Linked DNA regions of Mus musculus: all the other regions are linked to region 1. A link is a loop called in an ENCODE intact Hi-C map of the cell type or tissue named here. Cell type or tissue: heart. All regions are shown on one strand. Region 1 holds the start of Lrfn2 (leucine rich repeat and fibronectin type III domain containing 2). Region 2 has its middle 9.8 kb from the start of Gm30475. Region 3 overlaps Lrfn2 (leucine rich repeat and fibronectin type III domain containing 2).

What was found. Peaks named below come from ENCODE experiments on the same cell type or tissue, not always from the same donor. Only the 100,000 strongest peaks of a DNase experiment are listed, where the experiment ranks them.
Region 2: a loop joins it to region 1, with 9 times the contacts of the local background. A loop is called at or near these places in 30 of 42 quality-filtered maps.
Region 3: a loop joins it to region 1, with 2.2 times the contacts of the local background. A loop is called at or near these places in 4 of 42 quality-filtered maps.

Annotation. Positions count from the first base shown.
Region 1 is chr17:48,930,278-48,932,777 of GRCm38, forward strand. It overlaps Lrfn2 (leucine rich repeat and fibronectin type III domain containing 2), which reads left to right and starts at 2,305. Exons shown (of 3, transcript NM_027452.3): 1 at 2,305-2,500. In heart, CTCF peaks have their summits at 1,526 and 1,739; a DNase peak (open chromatin) is centred at 1,644; H3K4me3 peaks cover 1,263 bases; H3K27ac peaks cover 628 bases; H3K27me3 peaks cover 2,170 bases.
Region 2 is chr17:49,181,202-49,183,701 of GRCm38, forward strand. No RefSeq gene overlaps it. Among named protein-coding and RNA genes, the nearest start is that of Gm30475, 9.8 kb to the left of the region's middle. In heart, a CTCF peak has its summit at 1,460 (motif pointing left); no DNase peak of the experiment used is centred here; H3K27me3 peaks cover 1,902 bases.
Region 3 is chr17:49,032,463-49,034,962 of GRCm38, forward strand. All of the region lies in intron 1 of Lrfn2 (leucine rich repeat and fibronectin type III domain containing 2), which reads left to right. Among named protein-coding and RNA genes, the nearest start is that of 1700008K24Rik, 80 kb to the right of the region's middle. In heart, no CTCF peak of the experiment used is centred here; a DNase peak (open chromatin) is centred at 1,019; H3K27me3 peaks cover 927 bases.

The DNA of each region.
Region 1 (2,500 bases):
CCTAGGACATCTAAGTCCAGTCCCCAAACTCAGTTCATGCTGAGGCAATCCCTATAGAATTATCCTTTAAATTACTCAGGACCTGGGTTCTGTCTCTTTTAGAGTAGCTGTGTTGGCTTTCTTCCAGGAACGAGGTCTTAGCTGTGCCCTGTCCCACACCCAGTGTTTCTTTATTGTTTCCTTCCATTCTGTCTTTGTCTTTCTAACATCTTTCCTTTTCTCAATGCAGCTCTGTCCGGTCCTGTGCCTAACCTTGCTCTTCCAGTGCCATCTTTTCATAGATGAGTCTACTTAGAGTAGTCTAGCCTTCAGCCCCGCCCCATCGGGAGAATTCAGACATTACCTCAGACTGCATGCCCTCTCCACTCTATCCACCTTAAAAATTATTCTATTTAGTTTCATTTTTAAATTATTATGTTCATTATAGTAATATAGTTCTTAATTATGACACTATGCAAAACCCAGGTAACCAAAGAGGAATGCTCTGAGCAGGTGCCTCTTTCCTGCCCCTGTGTCCCCTTCTTTTCTTCATGTTCTCTCAGGTTCAGCAATTCATGTCTTCCTCTCTTTCCCACCTCTACCACTGCTCCTGCTTGCCTCTTTCCTGGAGTCACCTTCCCTCTTTCCAGGGCCAGCCCACCCCTTACACCCTGAGCTGCATCCTAACCATACCTCCTTTCTGTCAGGCTACCCAGAATCTTTGCAGGGAAGAGCTTGTCACCAAGGGTCTTTGTGGCGTACCAATCTGACAGTTTCCTTCCTGCCCTGCAGGAGACCTCCCTCGCTGTTTGCGCCTCAGTAGGTATGCACCCAGCTGGGGTGCCCAGATAGGCAAGAGACAGGTTCTTCTGTACAGCCCTGTCTAGCCGAGCCACTGTTGGACCACAGAGACATAATCCACATGACACATGTGCCTCCCTGTGGGTATCTGGGACAGGTGCACGGAACAAGCGAAAGCAGACATGAATCGAGGCATGCTCTTTGCCCTTGGTTTTAAGAGCTGGAGCAACATCGGCATTCCCCAGTTCATGTCCTCTACAGGGAAATATACGGCGGCACTTCAAACCCTAGGCTTACCTTCCCCAGAAACTGGCCACTGAGAGCCCAGAGGCCACTAAGACTCTGCTGAACTAGTTTGGTGATTCTAAGCCTACGACCAGCCCAGAGTGATTACTCTGCTACCTACCACGTGCCTTAGACATTTCGCTTTAATCTAGAACCTCGGAATCGTACTATGTCACGTGAGGGTGGGTGGAGGAGGATGGTCTGCTGGGCTGTCAAACAAGAGCTTCCATTCGCCTAGACAGTCTTGAAATGTTCAGGAAAAGTCTGTCGTGTGTGTCGTGTGCAACTAGCACGGGTTGCTATAGGAGCCAAAGTGATGGCTCCTAGCTGGGTTCAGGGCTGGGTGGGCACGATCCTCCCATCACCAACCCCACCCGCAGCCCCGAGCCAACGCGGTCCAATTTTCCTCCAGCAGGCGGCGGGCTGGTAGCTGTGTGCAAGGCGTACTCTGCACGAGAGGCGGCAGTACGGACTCGACCTGGCCGCGGGGATAACCGTGCGCAGGAGCTGTCGTGTCACTGCGCGGCGGATCAAGCGGGTCCTCGGGGTTCTCAGGGCTCGCGGCCCCGCTGGGCTGCAGTTCCAACCCATTTACTCCGAACCAACGCTGCTAGAACCGAGGATCCTCCGGGGCTGTGGATCCCGGCTGAAGCAGGATCTGGGGTCCGGAGCTACTGCAGCTCCGCCAGCGGCCACTGGGGGCTGCAGTGCTGGAGAGCCCGGCGGGGACAGAGCGCTTCGCTCTGCCTCGGAGTCCTGGGGCGCCTTGGGTTTCTAAGGCTGTCTGCACCGCTGGCCGCAGCTGCCTGCATAACCCGCACAGCATCCTCACAGATCCGTGCGTGCGACCGCTGCGTGTGTGTGTGTGTGTGTGTGTGTGTGTGTGTGTGTGTGAGAGAGAGAGAGAGAGAGAGAGAGAGAGCGCTTTGCGCGCACGCGTGGGGGGGGCCAGTGGTGTGCATGCGGGGAGTGCGGGGGAGTGTATGTGTGTGTGTGCCTGTGGGTGTGAGTGCCTTGCTCACACACACACACACACACACACACACACACGACAGACTGGTCTGAACTTGAAGACATCCCACATTCCAAGAGGCTGCAGGTTCCTGGGGATGCCAGGGGGGTTCTTCAACAAGGAAAATCCTACCCTCATCTTCCTAGAAGGGATTATCTTTTTTTATCCTTTTTCCCCCTTATTTTTTTAAAATCTGGAAGAGAAGAGCACAAGTTGTACTCCCCCTCCCGCCCCTTCTTCTTGCTAAATGCCATGGATATAACTGAATAAGCTGCTCAGGGCTCTCCCCGCGTGGATGGTCCGAGGCCACCATCTGCCTGCCTTCGCTGGATCGCTGCAGCTGGAGCGCTTAGCGTGAGCCTGTCTCCGGCCAGGAAGGATGCGTGGCCGAGCCAAGGAGCCCGGGCGCCCTGCGGAGCCGGC
Region 2 (2,500 bases), 250 kb after region 1:
TGGCTCAGTTGATAGATCACTCACCGTGCAAACATGAGGACCTGAGTCTCAGTCCTGGTGCCTGTGTGAAAGCCAGATGTGGGCAGCACATGCTTATGATCCCAGCAAAGAGAAGTCAGAGGCTGGATCCCTGGGGCTTGCTCATCAGCCATCTAGCTGAATTGGTGAGCTCTAGGTTTGGTGAGCAGCCCTGACTCAAAAAGTAGGGTGGAGGGCTATTAAGGAAGATACTCTTGTGAACCTCTGGCTTCCACCACGCATATGAAAACATACATGAACATGTGGACGGATGTACTCACATACATGTATACGTGCACATAGAAACACATAGTACAAATTACTTCAGGGCAGATGCTCTCTGAAGTGGTAATGACCTAAATGACAGAGGACATTCAGGGTACAATGAGAGAATGCAGTGAGTGACAGCTTAGCATAGGCTAAGGGATGCTCCAGCCTTCCTCAGGCAGACAATAGAGAGAGGCAGAGCCTGGAGCCCTGACAGTGACCACTCTGATGAGCTCTGGCCACTTCTCGGTCTGACCTGACAGCTGCTGTCCTCCCAGCCTTCAGGCCTCTGCTCGATTGTTCCGACTGACAGAACTTCTCCAATGCTCTTCCTTCTCTCACCTGCCCACTTCCAAGTCACTCTCCAGGAACTTTCTAGAACACCCTGAGACCCCTACTGAATGTGCAGCCGATGCCCAAGTAGCAGGGAGGTAGAAAGGATGGTACACAGGGCCCCACACCCTTCTCAATCCGTCAGCACCTGGCACATGTTCTTTGTAGAAGTTAGGTCTGATTCTTCCTCCAGTCCCATGCTCCCCAAAATAAGACTCGGACTCAAAATACATTTGCAAATATGTTGGCCATATAGCTAGGCTCTTCTCTTATCAGATCATTACTTAAAATAACCCAATTATGTTAACCTACATTCTGCCATGTGGCTGGTTACCTATGCTCAGGTACCATGTGTCCGTCTCAGCACATCTTTCTGGGGTCATCTTCAGCACCTGGCTCTATCCCAGAATTCTTTCTGCCCCCTGAATGTCCCACCCTCTACTCTATCCTGTCCTATAAGCCATAGGTTTTTAATTGAAAGTTCTATGACAGTTTATAGTTCTGTGTTTGTTTGAGACAGGGGCATGTGTAACTCAGGATGATTTCCAAATTTCTCATGTCGCTGAAAATGACTTTGAACTTCTAAGCTTCCTACATCTTCCTCTGGAGTGCTGGGATTGCAGCTGTGGTCTGCCCCTTCAGGCTTAGGCAGTGCAGGGACAGGACTCAGGCCCTGTGCATGCTAGGCAAGTAGTTTGCCAATGTAGTGACAAGCACAGCCTCCTGGGCATATATTCTCATCTACCTTTTGGCTAGTCACCCCGTGAACCCTGCAGGGATTTCCCCACTTGGAGTCTGTCCACCTATATTAAAGAAGGGTGGCAGTGAGGTCTTAGCGCCCTCTAGTGACCAGGTGCAGGGTGACATCAGCAGGGAAGTCCAGGGGCATCCCAGGAACAAACCTTCCAGTGTCTGGGTTGGGGGAAGGGGAAGAGGAAGGGAAATGGGACAACATATCAGCTGTAAACGAGCTTCTCTGTGGATGCAAGGGAGCTGAAGCCATGTCCTCCGAGGGTAGGCCCAGCTCCTTGGGCTGTGCCCTGTAGTGGGAGCCTTCTTGGGCTGGAGGAGGGAGGCAGAATTCCCAGAACGCAGGGTTATTAGTGGAGTCCTACAGAGGAGTCTGATTGTTTACACTGTGTAAGAGGCAAAGATCCAGAGATTGACGTTCAGTCCAGGCAGGTGCATGAGGACCTGAAACTCAGAAAGCGTTCCCACAAAACCTCACTTTAACATCCCTGTACCTCGATGCTGCCTCCTCACGTCTCTCTCCTCAGAATGGCAGGAAGTCCCCGTGTGCCTCCATTTCCCTCCCAACTCAGTAGACAGGAAGCATGTGTCTCTCATTTTTCCTTGCACCTATTGGCCAAGACCCCACCATGGCATTGGCCCCTGAACTCTAGACTTTCCCTTTCCCTCTGGTGGTCAGGTATGGGGAATGAGCCATGGAACTCTCGAGAAGGCTGGCATTGGATGGGTTAGCTCCCTAACCCTCCATGACATTTCCAGTCCTTCCTCTGTGCTAGAACTTTCTCTCACATGAGATGCTTCCTGGGGGACCAAGACATAGACACCGGATTCTAAAGCCTGGCTCTTTGCACGTGAGTGTTTGATTAGCCCTCAGACCACAAACGTCATCCAGTCTTACCTTTATTTAAAATCCTGTGGAGGGGCTGGAGAGGTCAGAGCATGTACTGTTATGTAAAAAAAACTAAGTTCAGTTCCCAGCACCCATATTGGGCAGCTCTTAGTGGATCCTGTATCCCTAACCCCCTCCTCTCATCTCTCTCTCTCTCTCTCTCTCTCTCTCTCTCTCTCTCTCTCTCTCTCTCTCTCACACACACACACACACACACACACACACACAGGCAGACTGTGGGGC
Region 3 (2,500 bases), 100 kb after region 1:
TCCCAGGGGTGTGGGGTGTGGTGGGCATGGGGCACAGTCTTGGATTCAGTCTAACACCCTTAGTGTGTTTGTGAATACCTACTGTGTGATCCACTATAAAGCTACCACAATGACTGGTTCCTTTAAAAAGAACCAATGTGGACCAGCAAGTTGGCTCCTTGAGTTATGTGAATGAGTGGTTAATTCCTCTCTGAGGCTTCTCCTCTGCTTCCCTACCTGTAAAACAGGTAGTGATGGTGTTGACTCTTTAGGTTGTTGTGAGATATAAATGACTGTATGGATTTCAGAGTAAGTAAGTAGACTCTCTTCTGAACCATGGTGGCGGTGCGACACAATGCATACTGTCATCATCTCACGTCCTAAAATTGTCCTGACAACTCAAGAAGGGGTCAATGTAGAGTGGCTCCGACCTTATCCTGGGGGTTGTGGCAGAAGGAATATGTGGGGGCAGGGCACATATGACACTGTGCAGCAGCTGAGGCTGAAGGCTCCGGCTGGTCCCTCCAGGACTGTGCATAGGGCCTCTGGACTCCGTTCACTGGCTCCTCTCTGTGACTGTGCACAGGAGCCCCAAACTCTAATTCCTACAGGGAGAAGACGGCCTCCAGGAGTTCACCTGAGGATGCCCTACCCTGTGTGCCCTACACAGCAGCCTGTGGCACTGTCTGATATGGAGATGCATCAGGCCCCAAAGCAAGAGAGGTTCAATGAGTCACTGCTATGGCTGCTGAGAAACAGAAGACAGGAGCAGAGCAGAGTACAGACCGCAGAGAGGGCTGTCCTGAGTGGGTTAAGGCTACAAGCTCCCAACTGTTAGCTGCCCATACAAGGGTCTGGTTCTTGAGAGAGACAGGGCTAATTCAACAGCCCCACAGGGAAAACTGGAGGATGCTGGGAAAATACTTCCCATCATTCCCAAGGTTTATTTGTCCCCAGTGACTGGCTGTTTGCTCCAGCCTACCACAGAGTACAGCAACATCTTCCTCCAGCTGTGTGACCTTGTGTGCCACACCTAACCTCTCTGGGCTTCCAGCAAGGGAAGCATAGAGATAACCTTGCTGGAGGCAGGCAGCCAGGTCACATTGTCCTCAGAGATTGCCATAGGTTCTGAGAGCCTGTGAGTCTCTTCTTAGCCAGCCTCCCAGGAGGTCCCTTGACTCAGGGAAGGAAGCCAAAACAAAGCTGGGGGTGGGGGGTGGGGGGCAGAAAGGGAACCGCTTTTAATTAGAAAACACATCGCCCTTCTGATTATCAGACTTCTTAAAAGAGCCTTTGAGAAAGGACTCAGAGAACACAAGCCCGGTCCTCAGCCTCTGACTTGACTCTGTGCTCCAGCCAAGCATTGGAATTCTACAGATGTAATGTGCTACAACAGTCGCTAGCCCTGGCTGTCAATTAGTCCCCACAATCAAACAGCATGCATGATTTTAATTAACAAAGAAGGAAGAAGAGATTCAGGGAAGCAACGTCTGGGCCATTTCCTATCAAGGCTGAAACATCCCCAGGGGTCCAGCCAGGATAGGAAAGAAAGAGAAAGCTGTACATCATTCACTTCCTAGAGACAGGGCTGGGTAGACAGCTCTGAGGCCCTGAGGCTCTGGCTGATAGGAGCTGGGTCCGGGTAGGGTGTTGGGGAAACAGTCAAGTACAATGATGCCCAAGAGCAAGGTGTAGAAAGTAGGCATACCAAGGAAAGATGGACAAGAGGCCTTCTCTAGAAGCCTTGGGAGGTTTAAGCTGAGGTTTTGAAGGATGTATACAAGTTTGCCTGGGTTAAAACAGATAGTAGTCTATGAGCCGTTCCCTCTAAGTTTTGTTTGTTTGTTTTTTGGTTTTTGTTTTTAATTGAGGCAGGGTTTCTCTGTGTGGCCTGGCTGTCCTGGAACTCACTATATAGACCAGAGGCTGGCCTTGAACTCAGAAATCTGCCTCTCTCTGCCTCCCAAGTGCTGGGATTAAAGGTGTGTGCCACCACTGCCCTGGCCAATTCCCTCTAAGTAACCCAGCACTTATAGGGCTCCTAGAGTGTCCAGAACTCTCAGGGTTGAAGAAAACATTTTTAAAAAAGATTTATTTATCTATTATATGTAAGTACACTGTAGCTGTCCTCAGATACTCCAGAAGAGGGCATCAGATTTCGTTATGGATGGTTGTGAGCCACCATGTGGTTGCTGGGATTTGAACTCAGGACCTTCCGAAGATCAGACGGTGCTCTTAACCACTGAGCCATCTCACCAGCCCCTGAAGAAAACATTTATGTTTCAGTCAAATCTGGATTATCTTTACCCTTCTACAAATAAAATTATAAAATATCATTTTTAATACGTTTTTATGGAGAAAGGAGCCAGAGGGGGGCGAGTGCCTGGGGCCCTGTGAACTCGCAATGGTGTTTTTAAGACTGGACCCCGTGACTGGGAAGATGCTTTCCTGGCCGTCCCTCCAAACCCCGGCTTTAATTAGTTGTGTGCCCCTGGGCCATCGTGAGCCCTCTTTGATGATC